Regions from separate parts of the Homo sapiens genome. Here region 2 is linked to region 1. Evidence: read pairs that join two places in POLR2A ChIA-PET (ENCODE). Cell type or tissue: CD4-positive, alpha-beta T cell. All regions are shown on one strand. Each heading gives the region's core, and the rest is flanking DNA. Links, peaks and the distances in the headings are about the cores only. Region 1 holds the start of PDE6H (phosphodiesterase 6H). Region 2 overlaps ERP27 (endoplasmic reticulum protein 27).

Evidence for each region. ChIA-PET counts read pairs that join two places held together with the same protein. Peaks named below come from ENCODE experiments on the same cell type or tissue, not always from the same donor. Only the 100,000 strongest peaks of a DNase experiment are listed, where the experiment ranks them.
Region 2: POLR2A ChIA-PET joins it to region 1 with 15 read pairs; 5 of 35 experiments call an interaction of 5 or more read pairs at or near these places.

What each region holds. Positions count from the first base shown.
Region 1 is chr12:14,971,109-14,979,447 of GRCh38, reverse strand. PDE6H (phosphodiesterase 6H) reads right to left here and starts at 6,406. Exons shown (of 4, transcript NM_006205.3): 1 at 6,362-6,406; 2 at 1,302-1,476; 3 at 229-269. The coding sequence starts at 1,435. In CD4-positive, alpha-beta T cell, for the core only: no CTCF peak of the experiment used is centred there; no DNase peak of the experiment used is centred there.
Region 2 is chr12:14,912,300-14,920,638 of GRCh38, reverse strand. ERP27 (endoplasmic reticulum protein 27) reads left to right here. Exons shown (of 7, transcript NM_152321.4): 5 at 3,336-3,461; 6 at 4,953-5,150; 7 at 5,857-6,600. The coding sequence ends at 5,904. Among named protein-coding and RNA genes, the nearest start is that of ERP27, 22 kb to the left of the region's middle. In CD4-positive, alpha-beta T cell, for the core only: no CTCF peak of the experiment used is centred there; no DNase peak of the experiment used is centred there.

The sequences.
Region 1 (8,339 bases), core at 152-8,151:
AGAAGGTTTATGAAATTTTGGGCCTACCCTGATTTCTTTTAGGGCTTTTGTATCTGGGCACACATGTACTTATTTCGAGGGTAAATTAAATCCCCACATTTCTATGTCTTCACAGATCTTCTGCCTTGGGTATTTCTCATAACTTTCAACTGCCCCTTGAGGCCTGAAGTATATAAAAAGGCAGAACTCCAAGTGCGAAGTTCTCACTTAAATCAGTGGATGGCTTACCTGTTCCTAGCCCCTCCATTCCTGGAATGTCATCTCCAAATCTATGGAAAAGAATAAAGGAGAAATTAGCTGAGATTAGAGCAAAAGAATTTTGGAGTCACTCACATGGAGAGTTTCTTGATTCAAGGGGGAAGAAGGAGAGGTTTAAGTGTTTGTATGTGAGAAACTCCTTTAGTTTGCCCTGAACTGGAGCAAAGAAAATGTCACTCAGGCAGGTTTTGGTGTATCCCACTGGAGAGATATTTCTCTCCTGTAGGAACTTAACCTAAAACAATTAAGAGTCAGAAAGAACCATCAGTGGGACAACTTAGTCAAGTTTCACTTTTTATAATAAAAATTGAAATGAGAAAGCAATACAAAAGGCATTAAAAATGATGAATTCATCCATTTGTTTACTTATTCAAAATCATTAACTAAGCATCTATTATATACCAGGCATTTTATTAAGCACAGAGAGTTAAGAAGAAAACAGACAAATTTTCTGAGTGGTCTTAGCCTCGGAGAATAGATACAAATAAATAAATATAAGATATAATGTAAGTTATGATAGCTGAATGTACAAAATGCAAACATGAAAGTAATGATAGTTTGTTAAAGAGAGTCAGGAGTAGCTTCAAAAAGAAATTAGCATATGATCTGTGTGTTGAAAAATCAATAGGATTTTGCCAAGGAGAGGAAGAGGAAAATAAAGAACTGAGGATACAAAATTGGAAGACATAAATATAAGCTATATTTTCTGGAAATGGTCAGTGGTTCAGTGTTACAGATTAACGTAGAGGTTGTCTCAGTAAAGAGGAGTGGTCATCAAAAGCCTGCAAGGCAAAGTCAAAGTTTATTGTAAAAAGCCTCTATTTGCCATGTTAAATTCGGCCACAGACCTGGAAGTTGAGAAGGAAAGAATTCCAGGGATAAAGACACAATTCATCAAAGATGGAGTTACAGAGGAAAAGAGAGGATGGAGTGGAAATTTTTGTAAGTCTGTTTAATATTGTGAGCACCAATTTCCCAAAACAAAAGCAGTCTTGTGGGAAAAAGAAAGTAATAGAAAGTTTTTCTTTTCATTTTGGTCTTACCCTTTCACACCTTTCTTTGGAGGTTTACTCTTGAATTGGCGAGTCTGCCTCTGCTTGAACTTGGGAGGGCCTTTGCGTGGGGTGGTAGGACCCTGGTTTGAAGCTGGAGCAGGCAGAGTAGTGTTGTCACTCATTTTAACTCCCCCCGGGCGGCTGATGTTTCCCTTTCAGCCTCCTTAGACAGTGAAAGATAAAAAAAAGAAGATCTTTCAAGTCATGGGGACCATTGGTTATTAGATCTTTATTTCAGGCTGGAGAAGAAAAGTACTTCAACAAGAAAGCTCAGTATTTTGTGTTGACACAAAAGGGGAGAAGTTATCATCTTTAAAAGGGATCTTTAAGAAAACAGAGTATAAATCAATGCAGGCACTTAATGGAATGGAATGGAAACTTACCTTCTGCTACATTACTTACACAATCTATCAGTTGTGTAAACGGACAATTGATAGATTTTAAAACTCAGAAATCTAGGTAGCTATGCTGTTCCCATGGATCTGCCACTGAAAACAATTTTTAAATAAATAAATTAAATTAAAGCTTCACATTAGGTATAACAAATTAAAATTTAAAAATAAATAAATAAAATAGATTTGCCACAAGCATTCTACGTGAATTTATTATGATGCTGTACTTCTCTGTGACTACCAGTTCTGTCAGTTACGAAGAGAGGAAAATGGACTCAGTGATATCTATAGTCTTTTACAGCATCTGCAATTTCTTTAAGCTTTACATATTCTTCCATCCAGCTGTAAAATAACCTGACTCTAAATGTTTATTGAGCATTTTTTATGGCCTCTGTTTTTTTATAGTCCTTCATGTCCTTATAGTTTAAGATAGGATTATTTTGTTTAATCCTCACATGAACCAGAAACTTCTCTCTTAGTTCTGGGAGATGACAGTGTAGTTGTCTGGACAGGAGGACCTCTGAAGCAGGAATACCAACACCCATGAATATATTCAACACATCTTAATACACACGCACATACAGAAGTTAATGAAGGATAATTAAGTAATACGTTTGTGCTTCAACTCTACGTCGAGACATAAGGTTCTTCAGCCCCCACTTTTCACAAATCTTCAATGCCTTCTTCTATCCACACCACGGACCTATCCAATATGGTGTTCTCAGACTTTAATTTGGCTACAGAAATGCACATTGCCATTCTTCAAATACAAATCAAAGAAAATTATTGAAAAAGATAAATTTAAGCAATTAATGTGTCATTTTGGATGACGTTATTTTCTTTCTTCCTTTCTTTCGTAAGAGTTAACAAAACTTGCTCTTGGAAGGAAGATCCTGAAAAGCCCCAGAGAACTCCAAATTGCTTTTGCCTCTTACCCTGAGACAGTCTCCTCTATAAAAACTAGTGTGTGGGGGCTTTGTCTCCATAAGATTCCTTATTTCACCCATTGCAGATTTATGCTAATATTCTTTTTTCTTTTTTTTTAAGAGAGACAAGTTCTTGCTCCATCAGCCAGGCTGTAGTGCAGTGGTGCAATTGCAATCATAGCTCACTACAGCCTCAAACTCCTGGGCTCAAGTGACCCTCCCGCCTCAGCCTCCCGAAGTGCTAGGTTTACAGGCATGACCCATCACACCAGCCTATGCTAATACTGTTAACTGCAAACCTCCCTGACAGTCTTTGGCTCGTGCTAACAATGACTCTCTTTACTGGCCACACTGCATATTCCTGAAACCTCATATTCTATAACTTCCAGTCCATACTGTTTTCTTATTTCCTTGACAATTGGGTTGCAATTATTATCCTCGCCTCCAAGATTTTTCTCTTATTTAAATTCTGATTATTACTAAATTATTACCCTTGCCAGTACCAGGGATGGTGAGATTGGCCAGGACCCTGGACCACCTGCTCATGCTGTGATTCCTTCCTTTATCCCCTACTGGACTAGCTTCATGAGGCTGTCCTTCCAGTCTCAGAACCTACAACAGTGCATGGTGTACAGTAATCATGCCATATATATTATATTTGTCAAATGAGTTAATAAATTAATTTAGAAATTGAACAGGCCAGGCACGGTGGCTCACGCCTGTAATCCCAGCACTTTGGGAGGCCGAGGCGGGCGGATCACGAGGTCAGGAGATCAAGACCATCCTGGCTAACACGGTGAAACCCCATCTCTACTAAAAATACAAAAGATTAGCCAGGTGTGGTGGCGGGCACCTGTAGTCCCAGCTACTTGGGAGGCTGAGGCAGGAGAATGGTGTGAACCCAGGAGGTGGAGTTTGCAGTGAGCTGAGATTGTGCCACTGCACTCCAGCCTGGGCGACAGGGCAAGACCCCGTCTCCAAAAAAAAAAAACAAAAAAAAAAAACAAAAGAAATTGAACAAATACTGTAAACCTTGGTCATGAGATCCTGACCCTTTGACTTCTCCATCAGAGCACAGAGAAGTCATTAGCTTTCAGGCTTTAGGAAATGCACTGCCAGTTCCTCTGCTCACTAAATTCAGTTCCCGTTCTGTGGGCCCTCTCTACCCCCGGTAGACAGGCAAACCTTGTGTCTGTCCCAAGTGTGGTTGGGACCCTGGGAATAGCTGGTGAGCAGCCAAGATCTGCGCTGTGCTCAGAGTGGACCACCAGTAACTGACACATCCCAGCCCTGCCAGAGTCACAGAGGGCAGCTAGAGAATTGCTCTCAGATCAAGGTTTTTGAACTGCCCAGGATTTTCAAGGTAGAAGAAATCAAAAAGTTTCTTTTCTCTCATCTAAAGAATCTATTAGGGTTAGAATTGCCAGATTAAGCCAAAAAAAAAAAAATTACAAGACACCCAGTTCAATTTGAATTACAAAGAAATAATTTTTTTTAGTAAAGTATATCTCAGCTGTTTCATGGTACATATTTATACTTTAAAAAGTCATTTTTTTTCTGGAATTCAAATTGAACTGGCATCCTTCATTTTTATCTGGCAGCCCTAATAAGATCCAATTGAGTTGGATCCAGAGTTCTATAATGTAAGGGCCTAAAGTGACCCTCATTTGTCAAATTGTCCTTTGATGGTAACACGGTAGAGAGTACACTCTTTAGAATCAAACTGATATAGTTTTAAGTTCCTACTCCACAGAACTGGCTACGTGACTTAGGATAAATTTCATAATCCTCTGTGGGTCTTATTCCATCTATAAAATGAATCAAACAAGACCTTCCTTTTAGAGTTATGGGGAAATTTTAGGAAGACAATATAAGTAGAGTGGTACAAAGTGTTCAAAAAGGGCAAATATATGCTAGACCTTCTGAGAGAAAAGAAAGCCATGCAAACAAATCTGTGGTTATGACACTTGTTCACCTGGACTCTGCACCTCCTTCCTCTGGGCCAACTGCTGAAGGGCCCTTGCCATACACCAGAGGGGCAATTATCATCTGCCCTCGCTGGGTAATTCTCTGCTTCCTTCAAACACCCCGACTGTTAACTTATTTCTGGTCTTAAAATTCTGTCTTAAGAAGCTTTCCTTGAATTCCTTTGACACCCCAACAGCAACCCCGAAGAATTTAAAAATCACACGTGACATCCATATTCCCCAATGATACATCCCCTTTTTTCTTGCAAGTTTCTTTTGCATTTTTACATAATTTTGAAGTTACACCTCTAGGCTTAGAAAGTGTTCATGTCTGAGTATGATGCATTATATGAAAGAAGCCTCCTCAGAAAGAGTTACATAACAGTTGCCAGGTTAATCCCTTGATCCTAATGGTGCTCAGGATTTGCACTAGGTAACCGGAACAGTCGACTAATCCCTATGCAGTTTCTGTCATAGATTTACCCTCCAATTCTCTCTGCAAAACCTTTAGGAAGGGTAGAACACCTCTGACCTTTTCCTGCATTGGAAGCCAGTCCTGTTGTCCATAAACATCACCAAAGGCTAACCTCATGCTGACCACACCTTTCTAGAAATTCTAAGGGCATCTGGAGCTGAGTAACCTTAAATGTATTATCAGACTTGATTTTAGCTGAAAGAAGTTTCATATTTTTTCCTCCAAAAGCATTAGGCAATTTATTCTTTTGTGAGCCAGAACATTTTCCTGTATTTAAAGCAATGTTAGCCCTTCCCCTTTTGAAGATTACAAACTGTTTTTCTGCAGAAATAAGTGGATGCAGCAAAGTAATATTTCAAGGCATACTTTTTTAGGGGACTGGGATTAGGGTCAACTTAACAAAGTTAAAGATTTGTATAAAGCAAAAAATCATCTTCTGTTTCTTTATACAGCAAAGCCCAGCTCTATATAGTGACAGAGGATGATCCTCTGAAAAGCAGTTTTAGGAGGTTCCTGAGACAGCTCTCTGATGCTGCTGTTATCACCTTACACTTCCAGTTCTCTTTTTCTCAGCAAAGCTATAGACAGGTAGACCAGTCCATTGTTGGTGGACAAAGAAAGAGGCAGGAAGGAGCTGGGAAGGGAAGTACTGCTGGGGTTGAGCCCATAAATATCACCCAGGGTCCTGCTGAGGCAGAGAAAATCAATAATTTGAAAAGCAAAGCAAGACCCAAACCAAAGCCATAAAAAAAAAATTACCAAAATTCCAGCCAGCACCCTGCTTCAGAATGGAACAAACACTTGACCTCAAAGGGAGAAGGCTCAGCCACCTGCCCTGCCCTGTGGTCATTCTCATGCTCTCAGCTCCCCTTCTCCTTTTCCTCACACTCACACCATCCTGGGCCAAGTTTGCAGGCACATCCTGGGAGTAAAGAACTGTTTTCTCTGTGGTTATTTAGTGCCACAGATTCCTCCTTCTTCAGAAAACTGTTTACTATGAAGCTGCAAACAGGGAGGTCACTATTGGGCTCCTTCTAAATGAATTCAGTAATCAAGTTTTGCAGTGACCTTGTAATAATCAAGTTTCACTTATTTGCTTGTCCCATGGCATAACAAGAAGGTCTGCATGTATCTCCTTCATGTTCTTTCCCATTTTCATCCCCAGCCACAGCCCAGGCCCACAGGTCCAACATGTTTTCTTCTGCAATTTTTCTTTTGGAACCTGATCAACCCCCCAAAGCCCTTCAATTATCCTGCTCAAATTCACCAGAAGTTCAGAAGTACTCACGGAGCTGAATGTTGTTCCTATCAGCTGCCCAGCTGCCTTCTTTGCAAAAGACAAAAGGATCTTTGCATCCTGACTTATCTCTCTGTAATACCCTCATGCTGCCTAATCTCACCGTCATAAGCTCAGAACAGCAACCCAGGTGCAAAGAAGTTAGGAGAACATGGGTTGATGCTGGGACAGGCTTAGGAGTTTTCCAATAATTAGAGGCCCTTTCAAAACTGACTTGGGTTCATTCCAGTCAATAAATAGGTATTGTATTCACAAAAACACAAAAAGTGTTGATATCCAAGGGTAAATTTCAGTTTGTGATTCAATATCTTCTGTCTTTTTTTTATTCTTACCTTTAGATTTCAATACCCCCATTTCTTCCCTTTCTCTGACAAACACACACCTATGTGCGCAATCACACACACACATATACACAGTGACATAATTCTTATGGGGCTCTAGATAACTGGAGAGAAGAGAGGGAGCCACAGTGCCTCCTGCTATACAGGGACATTGAACATGCGGGCAGTGACATTGGGAAACACACAGTATGTCTCCCTAACTGGTATTGTGCGAATTTCCTCAGAGAGATGGAACCTCAGAGTCAAAACTGATATCTGACACAGAAAGGGCCCAAATGACAGCTAGGAATTGTTAACTGAGGACACTTATTTGAGAATCGATTGCTGGATCTTCCGTACCTAAATGTTTCAGGGTGTAGGGTCTAGGGTACAATCCAATTTACTGAGACTCCTTGACTCAGTCTTCCTATTTTATTGATCCACTAGTATTAATTATTAATAGATTAATACTTTTTGTATTTTAAATAGATCTCAACCCATATGGTAGTTATCAGTAAGCTCTTTTGATAAATTTATCATAGAAAGATTAAGTGACCTATTCAAGACTGCAAATAAAATTAATAGTGGAGCCAGGAACAGGGCCCAAATCTGGAAGTACCTTGCATATTCAATTGTCTTTGTGCTGCACTACATCAAAGCAGACAGAGACCAAGATGTCTGTTTGCTGGTCACTTCCATGCCTTGCCAGTGAATTTCAATGTTCTTTCCCCAGTTGTTACCTATTAGAAAATTACACTCCATAACATTACAGAGAAAGAAGGTCAATTTATCCTTTCTAGACAGGGAGAGGTTCTTAACCTGCAGCCCTAAGCAGATTACATGAGCAACTAGACAGCTTGAGAGTCATTCATATGCTCTCCACTGGTCTTTACCAAAATTCCTCTGAGTTTTGAAAGCAATGATTACCTTGCAAAGCCAGGAAAGTGTTTGGTCTCTGGATGAGTCCCTCTGCTCCCTCCTCTGTATCTCCATTACCATTCACATCTTCCTTTACTATTACATACCAGGCACGTTAATGTTCAGATGCTTATCTGTCAAACTTTTACATATTCTCCATTTTCTTGATGAAAGAATACAAATTTTAAGGACAGTGGAAAGTGCCAAAAGCTGAGTGAATGTTCTAGAATGTTGTTACTCAAAGTGCAGCAGCAGCAACACCATCTGTGCACTTGTTAAAAATGCAGGATTTCAGCCCTGCTCCATACTTACCGAATCAGAATCTGCTTTTTAACAAGGTCCAAGGTGATGTGTTTGCATATTAATGTTTGAAAAGTACTGTTCTAGACCCATATGCAAGCTTGGGTTTACCACTTATCTGCTATATGTCACCTCTCTGAGTCTCAGTTTCCTCATATGTAAAATGAATGATTTAGAGTGTTGGGGTTCTCAATTTTTTTCCATCCCAGTACACTTGAGAAAGATAATCTTGCAATTCTCAGATTCTCAATTTTTGAATATGGGGGTGGTTGTGCCATAAGTCTTCTTCCTCCAAAGGAAATCCAGGAGAGAGAAGAGGGAGAGATTAGGAGTGTGGAGAAAGTCTAGGTGTATAGTTTGAAAAATTCTCCTAAAGCCACTCTAATATGGTTCTCAGGGGTTTAGAATTAGAAAATTCTTAAATTACTCTA
Region 2 (8,339 bases), core at 240-8,239, 59 kb after region 1:
GCACTGTGGGAGGCCAAAGCATGAGGATCACTCGTGTCCAGGAGTTTGAGACCAGCCTGGGCAACATAGCGAGACCTTGTCTCTACCAAAAACTTTTAAAATTAGCCAGGTATGATGGTGTGTGCCTAAAATAAAATAAGAATAAATGAAAGACAAACAAAAAAATTTTAAATGAAGCTCACTGATCACATATTTGGATGTCACAGGAATGTAAAGTTTCTGTAATTGTTTCTAAACAACCATTTCATTTTCTGTATGTACCTCCTTGCAGACCAGTAACAAACAGTTCCTGGTCTGGCAGCAGCTGCAAACCATGCTTTGACTAGCAAGTGCCTACACCCTCACCATGCCTCAGCCTTCTCTCCTGGTGTGTCTTCCTCTGGTGTTGCATGCTGCATGCAATCTGAGTAAAGGTGGTGCTCCACCTGTCCTGATCACCAAATGGACTTCTAACACTTTCTATAGACTATAACAGTCTACAGAATTATCTTATGTGTCCCATCCTTTATTTTCCCTGACATAGATTACAGAACCTTACAGGGTATTAATTTCTAGTGATCTACATCAGCTCAAAATGCTGTACCTTCTATTCTCCAATACCAGTTCTTTACATGCATGGTATGATTTTTGAGAACTTACAGAGCCCTTTCATCCTCATTTTTTCATTCAATCCTCATATTGATTTTTTTTGAGGTAGAAGAGAGGAAATTATTGTGTCCATTTTATAGAGGAGAACATTCAAGATCCAACTGATAACATTATTCAAAGTCACATCATGAGTAAATAGAAAAGGCATAATTTAAGGGACAAAATGTAACTGATGCATTAGCACATTTTGCCAACTTCCATTTTACAGTAGAGTAAATGGGAGTTCAGAAAATTTAAGTAACTTCTTCAAAGCCCTATGGCTAGTAATTCAAGCTTCAGAGACAGCCTATGTAGTTGCCCTTGCTTTTTTATGACTGGTGCCTGTGACTGAATCCTGTGGTTGTCTATTGCCCTACACTGCCTTCAACAGGAAACACCCCTTTTCTTGTGGACTAAAATCTGGCCTACCTCTCACACCATCTTTATCTCTGTGGAGTTGGTGACTCTATTTCCACTTCTGCTAAGGCTCCAAACACATATGCCCCTGGGGTATTGGCAGTAATAATCAAAAAGGTGTTCTTCTGCATGTGGGGCCAGAAAAGATGATCTTATGGTCCCTGGGCTATGGCCTCCGTGTTGTGGCATTTTGCAAGCTAGCTAAGGCAGGGGCATGCACTAACCTTCCTGGTTTCTTATGCCTGATCTGTCTCTCATTTCGCAGAGCAATGACGTATCTTTTTTAAGTTCCATATTATTAGTGAAGGCAGATTATATCAAGAGAAAATTCAGTAAGAATTTCTTTAAAGAAGCAAGTTCAATCTGTATTGTTACTTTTTTTATTTCCTGAAAGTAATATTTTTCTCATTTGGAGAACTGCCCATTCTACTATAGCTGTTTCTCATCTGCTTCTGGTGCAAAGGTTTGCACCAGTAGCAACTGGGCAGAAAATCCCAGCCATGCACCTGACCTGCCACGCACTTTTAATGCACACACTCAGTACTTGGCGTCAAGGTGTCTGTTAGGATTAAATGAATCCATTCGGCTATGGTCAATCCCTTCTGCCAAGATAACTGTACCTTTTGACATCTTAGCTTTTATTTCTTTACTCTTCCCAGGAATTATCCTCCATCTCAGTGTTAGAATAGTGAATGAATGCTCTAAATTTAAGTAGCAGGATTTAGTAAAACAAGAGTAAATCATGTGTCATCCAATCTCCCAAATGAAAAATCTAAAACTTGATTTTAAACTCCACGGAGAAATCTTTAGGAAAGGACCTACTGGGCCCTCCTTGCCTACATATTGTAGGCAGCCAAAAGAGCTGGAGAATCTTTACAAACTTGTGTAAAAAATCAGGAAGAATTCTACCTAGCTGTGCCCTTCCCCATCCTCCTAAGACTCTGACCAAAGATTTGTTAACCCACCATGTTCTCTCTCTTCCTGTGTACACACTAGTTTTGTAGCAATGCTTTCTGAATTTAGGAGAGGTGAAAAGAGATGAGATTGGTTTGAAGTAGACTCGCAGCATTATTTCAGGACAGTGAAATGAAGGGAACCAGTGCCATGGATTCCCCTCTTTTTCTTCTCCTCTGTCTGACTGGTGGCTGTTCCACTCCTCTAAGTCATTGACAACTTCATGGAAAAATCACCATCTCTAATCAGCAAAACAAGGTCAATGCTTCTGGTCTCCTGAAGAGCTCACCTTCTGCTGACCTTTGGTACATTGGTTCAACCACATTTGAGATCGAGTTTGTTTATATGGGGTTTTGCTATCCACTGTGCATGAGGCAGTCCATCCTGATGATCAAGAGCATGGACTCTGGAGCTAGACCACCTGGTGTGAATCCCTGTCTGCCATTTATTTGACTCTTGGAGAATTAGTCTATCTATGCCTCAATTTCCTCATTTGAAAAACTGGGACCTTGAAGATTAAATTACTTATTCTTTGTTAAGAGTTGGAGACAGTGCCTTCCACGTAATGAACACTCAATAAGTACGAACTACTAATATGTACTCAAACAAAGACTACATTTTAAGTGTCTCTGACTAGTCTTGCAACAAGAGAGGGGGCTGAAATAAAGTGACTAATATGTTACATAGTGTATTAGTTGTCTATTGCTGCAAAACAGATTACTCCAAATCTTAGGAGTTTCAAATAAAAAACATTGATAATCTCATGCAGTTTCTGCAGGTCATCCAATTTGGGGTGGCTAGGGCTAGGTGCTTCTGGTTTGAGGTCTCTTGGGAGGTTGCAGTCATTGGTCAGGGCTGCAGTCATCTGAAGGCTCAACTGGAGCTGGGGATCTGCTTCCAAGATGGCTCCCTCACATGAATAGCAAGTCAATGCTGGCTGTTAGTAGAAGGACTTAGTTCCTGGCCATGCGTTTCTCCTCAGAGGACTGCTTGAGTGCCCTACACTGGGGCTGGTATTCCTCAGAGTGAGAGATAGAGAGAAGAGCAGAAACCATAATGTCTTTTAAGACTTCACCTTGGAAGTCACACTCCATCATTTCTGCAACATTGTCTTGGTTACTCAGTTCTGCCCCATTCAGGGTGGGAAGGAAGGATCTACACAGTTGCATGAAAACGAGATGGTAAGACTTAACTGAGAGCCATCTTGGAAGCTAGTTCCATTTGTGTTACCAGTGGCCAGCTCTCATTTAAGTTTCAATCTACCTATTCACTCCTTCCCAGGTACTAATGCATTCTTTCTCGCTTTCACTCTACTGTAACACATTTCGACTTGCCAGACTGTGATTGGGTTATTCAACAGCGTAATTCAGATTCATCTCCTCCTGATAATGAACAAGGCCTCCCCAGAGTATGAAGAGAACATGCACAGATACCAGAAGGCAGCCAAGCTCTTCCAGGGGAAGGTAAGGCAAGAATGGGAATATCCTATTGCATACACACCTCCAGGACACTAGGAAAAGGGAGATGGGGCTAGGAAGCAGAGATAAATAAGGAAAACAACTATGGTTAGGAGATAGCAAAGCAAGAAGTAGGACATAATAAATCACATTATTTGAAATTAGAGATGTTGTATTTTATCATATTAAAGGCATATGTAATTATATCTTCCTGTAGTGATTAAGTGTGGGTTTTTTCCTGCATTGATTAGTAGAGAGAAAATAGAGATCCAAAGAGACTGAAAGCAAAATCACCTCTAAGTCACCATTTGTTTAATCCTTCCCATAATTTCATAGAGATTTAGACCTCAGGGCTCATTTCTCATATAAAACACCTATCAAGTACCTGGTGCCTGCTCAATATACAATGAATATTTCTTTCTTTCCCTCCCCTCCTTTGTGGAGTTCTGCTTGATATTACTGAAATAGTAAAACTTCAACTACTTCAAGGCTACTGTGCCTAACTAGTGACTGTTCTAATGATGAGAACTGTCTGGTAATAAAATAAGCGCCTTTCTGATGGTTGGTTCTCTAACACTGAAAGTATTTAGTGTTACTGAAAGTAGACAATCATCTGATCAGAATATTATAAAGAAGATTTCTACTTTGGGTTGAAGGTTTGATTTAATAATATAAAATAATCTACATTTATCAAGCACTTACTATAGGCCAAAAGCTGAATAAAAATATTAATGCGTTACCTCATTTAATTTCCCCCACCAAAAGCCCATTTTGCCAATGAGAAAACTGAGTCTCGGAGAGGCTGAGTAATGTGCCCAAACTCACGTAACTAGAGAGTACCAGAGGCAGAATTTAAAACGTGCTCTCTGCTCCTAACCATTAGGCTATACTTCCTTTCTTAGGTAATCACTAAAGTAATTTCCAATTCTATGTTCTTAAAATTAAATCAATCTCGTCAAAGGGATAAAACATCAAAGCAACACAAAATAATAGGAAATTCATTTTTTTTAACTTTTAAGTTCAGGGGTACATGTGAAGGCTTATTACGTAGTTGAACTTGTGTTATGGGACTTCGTTGTACAGATGATTTCATCACCCACACATTAAGCCCAGCACCAAATTGTGATCTTTTCTGCTCCTCCCCCTCCTCCCACCCTCCACCCCCCAAGTAGACCACAGTGTCTGTTGTTCCCTTCTTTGTGTTCAGGAGTTCTCATCATTTAGCTCCCACTTAGAAGTGGGAACATGTGATATTTGGTTTTCTCTTCCTGTGTTAGTTTGCTAAGGATAATAGCCTCCAGCCCCATCCACGTTCCCACAAAAGACATGATTTTGTTCTTTGTTACAGCTGCAATAATTTATTTTAACTCAAGATTTCAATTTCATGGTGCAGACCATAAATTCAATCAGTGTGAGCTGCAACAATTACAAGGTATCTCTTTATCCCTGGACGTCACCTCAGATAGAACTTTTTCTTTCAAACTTCCCCAACTGCAGATTCTCTTTATTCTGGTGGACAGTGGTATGAAAGAAAATGGGAAGGTGATATCATTTTTCAAACTAAAGGAGTCTCAACTGCCAGCTTTGGCAATTTACCAGACTCTAGATGACGAGTGGGATACACTGCCCACAGCAGAAGTTTCCGTAGAGCATGTGCAAAACTTTTGTGATGGATTCCTAAGTGGAAAATTGTTGGTAAGTGTGAGACTGCAGGTAAAGCAAATTGTTTTCTTTCTATGTCCCTTTTATTTCCAGTTGAATAAGAATTCTTTGGGCTCAGAGAGGGAGGAGAGCAAAATGTTGGTTAATGGATACCAAGTGCAGATAGATAGGAGGAATGTCTAGTGTTCTGTAGCACTACAGGGTGGCTGTCATTAAGAACAATGTATTATATATTTTCAAATAGCTAGAAGAGTAGATTTTGAATGTTTCCAACACAAAGAAATGATAAATGTTTGAAGCAATGGATATGCTAATTGTCCTGATTTGATCATTACAAGCTGTATACATGTATAGAATATCACTCTGTACCCCATAAAAACGTAACTATTATGTGTCAATTAAAAACAAAGATAAAAGCAAAAAAATTAAAGTTAAAAAAATTATTTGGGCTCTACTAGATTTGATTAAAAGCAAAAGTCTATGAGGATATGGTGGCCGGAGTCAGGATGCTTGTTAGGATATATCGTGAGACTCAAACTAGAAAAGCATGTTTGGAAAGGCCTTGCATATTCAGAGGCTGAATTTTGGATTTCAGCATTTAGTGTAAAGCATTAATGGGCAACAAATCAAACTTCATATAACAGGGTTCATGAGATAAAAATTAAAGAAGGATTTAGGACTTCCAGGAGTAAACAGCTCAGTTTACTAATCTAAATATCATTGTTATAATGTTTTCCAGAAAGAAAATCGTGAATCAGAAGGAAAGACTCCAAAGGTGGAACTCTGACTTCTCCTTGGAACTACATATGGCCAAGTATCTACTTTATGCAAAGTAAAAAGGCACAACTCAAATCTCAGAGACACTAAACAACAGGATCACTAGGCCTGCCAACCACACACACACGCACGTGCACACACGCACGCACGCGTGCACACACACACGCACACACACACACACACACAGAGCTTCATTTCCTGTCTTAAAATCTCGTTTTCTCTTCTTCCTTCTTTTAAATTTCATATCCTCACTCCCTATCCAATTTCCTTCTTATCGTGCATTCATACTCTGTAAGCCCATCTGTAACACACCTAGATCAAGGCTTTAAGAGACTCACTGTGATGCCTCTATGAAAGAGAGGCATTCCTAGAGAAAGATTGTTCCAATTTGTCATTTAATATCAAGTTTGTATACTGCACATGACTTACACACAACATAGTTCCTGCTCTTTTAAGGTTACCTAAGGGTTGAAACTCTACCTTCTTTCATAAGCACATGTCCGTCTCTGACTCAGGATCAAAAACCAAAGGATGGTTTTAAACACCTTTGTGAAATTGTCTTTTTGCCAGAAGTTAAAGGCTGTCTCCAAGTCCCTGAACTCAGCAGAAATAGACCATGTGAAAACTCCATGCTTGGTTAGCATCTCCAACTCCCTATGTAAATCAACAACCTGCATAATAAATAAAAGGCAATCATGTTATAGGAGAAAGGCTGGCATCTCTTTGCAGGCCAAACCTTTTGTAAATACCCAGCTGCCCAACTAAGCAGCATGTTCCTCCCTCTGCAGTGCCCACTGTTTAGTGTCAGACCATAAGCCACTAACATGTTATTGTTCACTCTGTGGGTGGGATGGGTGGAAAATAGAGACCATCCTGCATGAGGATTGGAACAAATGTGGCAACTGAGCTAGGAAGCAAATTAGGTGAAAGGTTGGGGAGCAGATAGGAGAAGCAGGGCACTGGCAGTGGGACGGGCTGAGGCTGACTAAGCCTTGGATTATTGCAGGTAAGGTGTGTGATCCAGCTCCTGTGTGGTGAAAGGAGAGCTTGGCTGAGTGACTCTGGCCCATAGGCTGTTACTATCAACACACAGATGCTGCATTGTTCCCAGGAGGCCCTTGGCTCAGGAGGAAAGTGCCTAAGTGCTGAAGAGCTGAAAAACCACAGATGTACCTAAGGACTGGTCCAAGTGAGGAACAGGGAGTGAAAGGCTCAGTTGTTCTTTCTGTGGGGAAAACTCCACAGCCCCTGGGCGGGAGTCAGCTGCTGGCAACCACACTGTGAAAGCCCCAGTGTAAGGCGTGCCCTTCAGCAACGAGACCAAGGTATTCTGTGGAGGTCACACAGTCCAACCCAGGGCTGCAGAAAACCACCCAAACAGCTTCTCGCTTGAGGCTGAAAAATATTCCTAAGATAGGCACATCCCAGAAGGCTCCTTTGGATCCTGTAAACGAGAGCTCTTGACATTTACGGTCAGGAAATTCTTCCTGATATCCAGCTGAGGTCCTCTGGCCATGGAAGCTATTTCTTCTTGCCCACCCTTTGTGGAAATTCTTAACAGCTTCCAGATGCCCTCCTCAAACCATGCCTTTAACCACTTGCTGGCTGCACTGAAGCCCCTTTATCTAGCCATCTTTCCCCCATACTCACAATCTAACTCTCATCATTTGGTTTTTATCATTTGATTTACTTCATTGTTTTTCTCGCCTCATTCTTTCCCAACTTTTCCTCTTTCTTGCTTAAAATAGTTGGAACCCAAACTATAGTAGGACCCATGAGCTACATTTTGTTTGATATTGTGCTAATTTTTCAATTATTTTTCTTGAAGTGTTCCCCTCAAAAACAATAATCAAAATGGACCACATGGGTCTTAACATCTTTACAATGCATTTTTCTACTTGCTGACATTCAATAACAATTTTATTATATTATTTTATATACTTATTTGTATGTGTATAATATTGAAGTGAATCCTTCCTTCTCATCTTGTAGTTCTTCATAACTGCCAGTTACTTTTGCCGGTCTTCTTCATAGGCAGTCCTGTTCTTTGTAGCTCCGGGGGTCTCATAACCAAAGAATGGGACTTCAGAAAGAAGAAATTTGTAAAGATTCACCCATTTATTAAAGATCAGATCTTTAGAAGGGCACAGTGACTCATGCCTATAATCCCAGCACTTTGGGAGGCCAAGGCGGGCAGATCACAAGGTCAGGAGTTCAAGACCAGCCTGACCCACATGGCGAAACCCTGTCTCTCCTTAAAAAAAAAAAACAAGAAATACAAAAAAAAAAAAAAAAATTGGCCGGGCATGGTGGTGCAGGCTTGTAATCCCAGCTACTCAGCAGGCTGAGGCAGGAGAATCGATTAAACCTGGGAGGTGGAGGTTGCAGTGAGCCGAGATCCTGGATCCTGCCATTGCACTCCAGCCTGGGCAACAGAGAGAGACT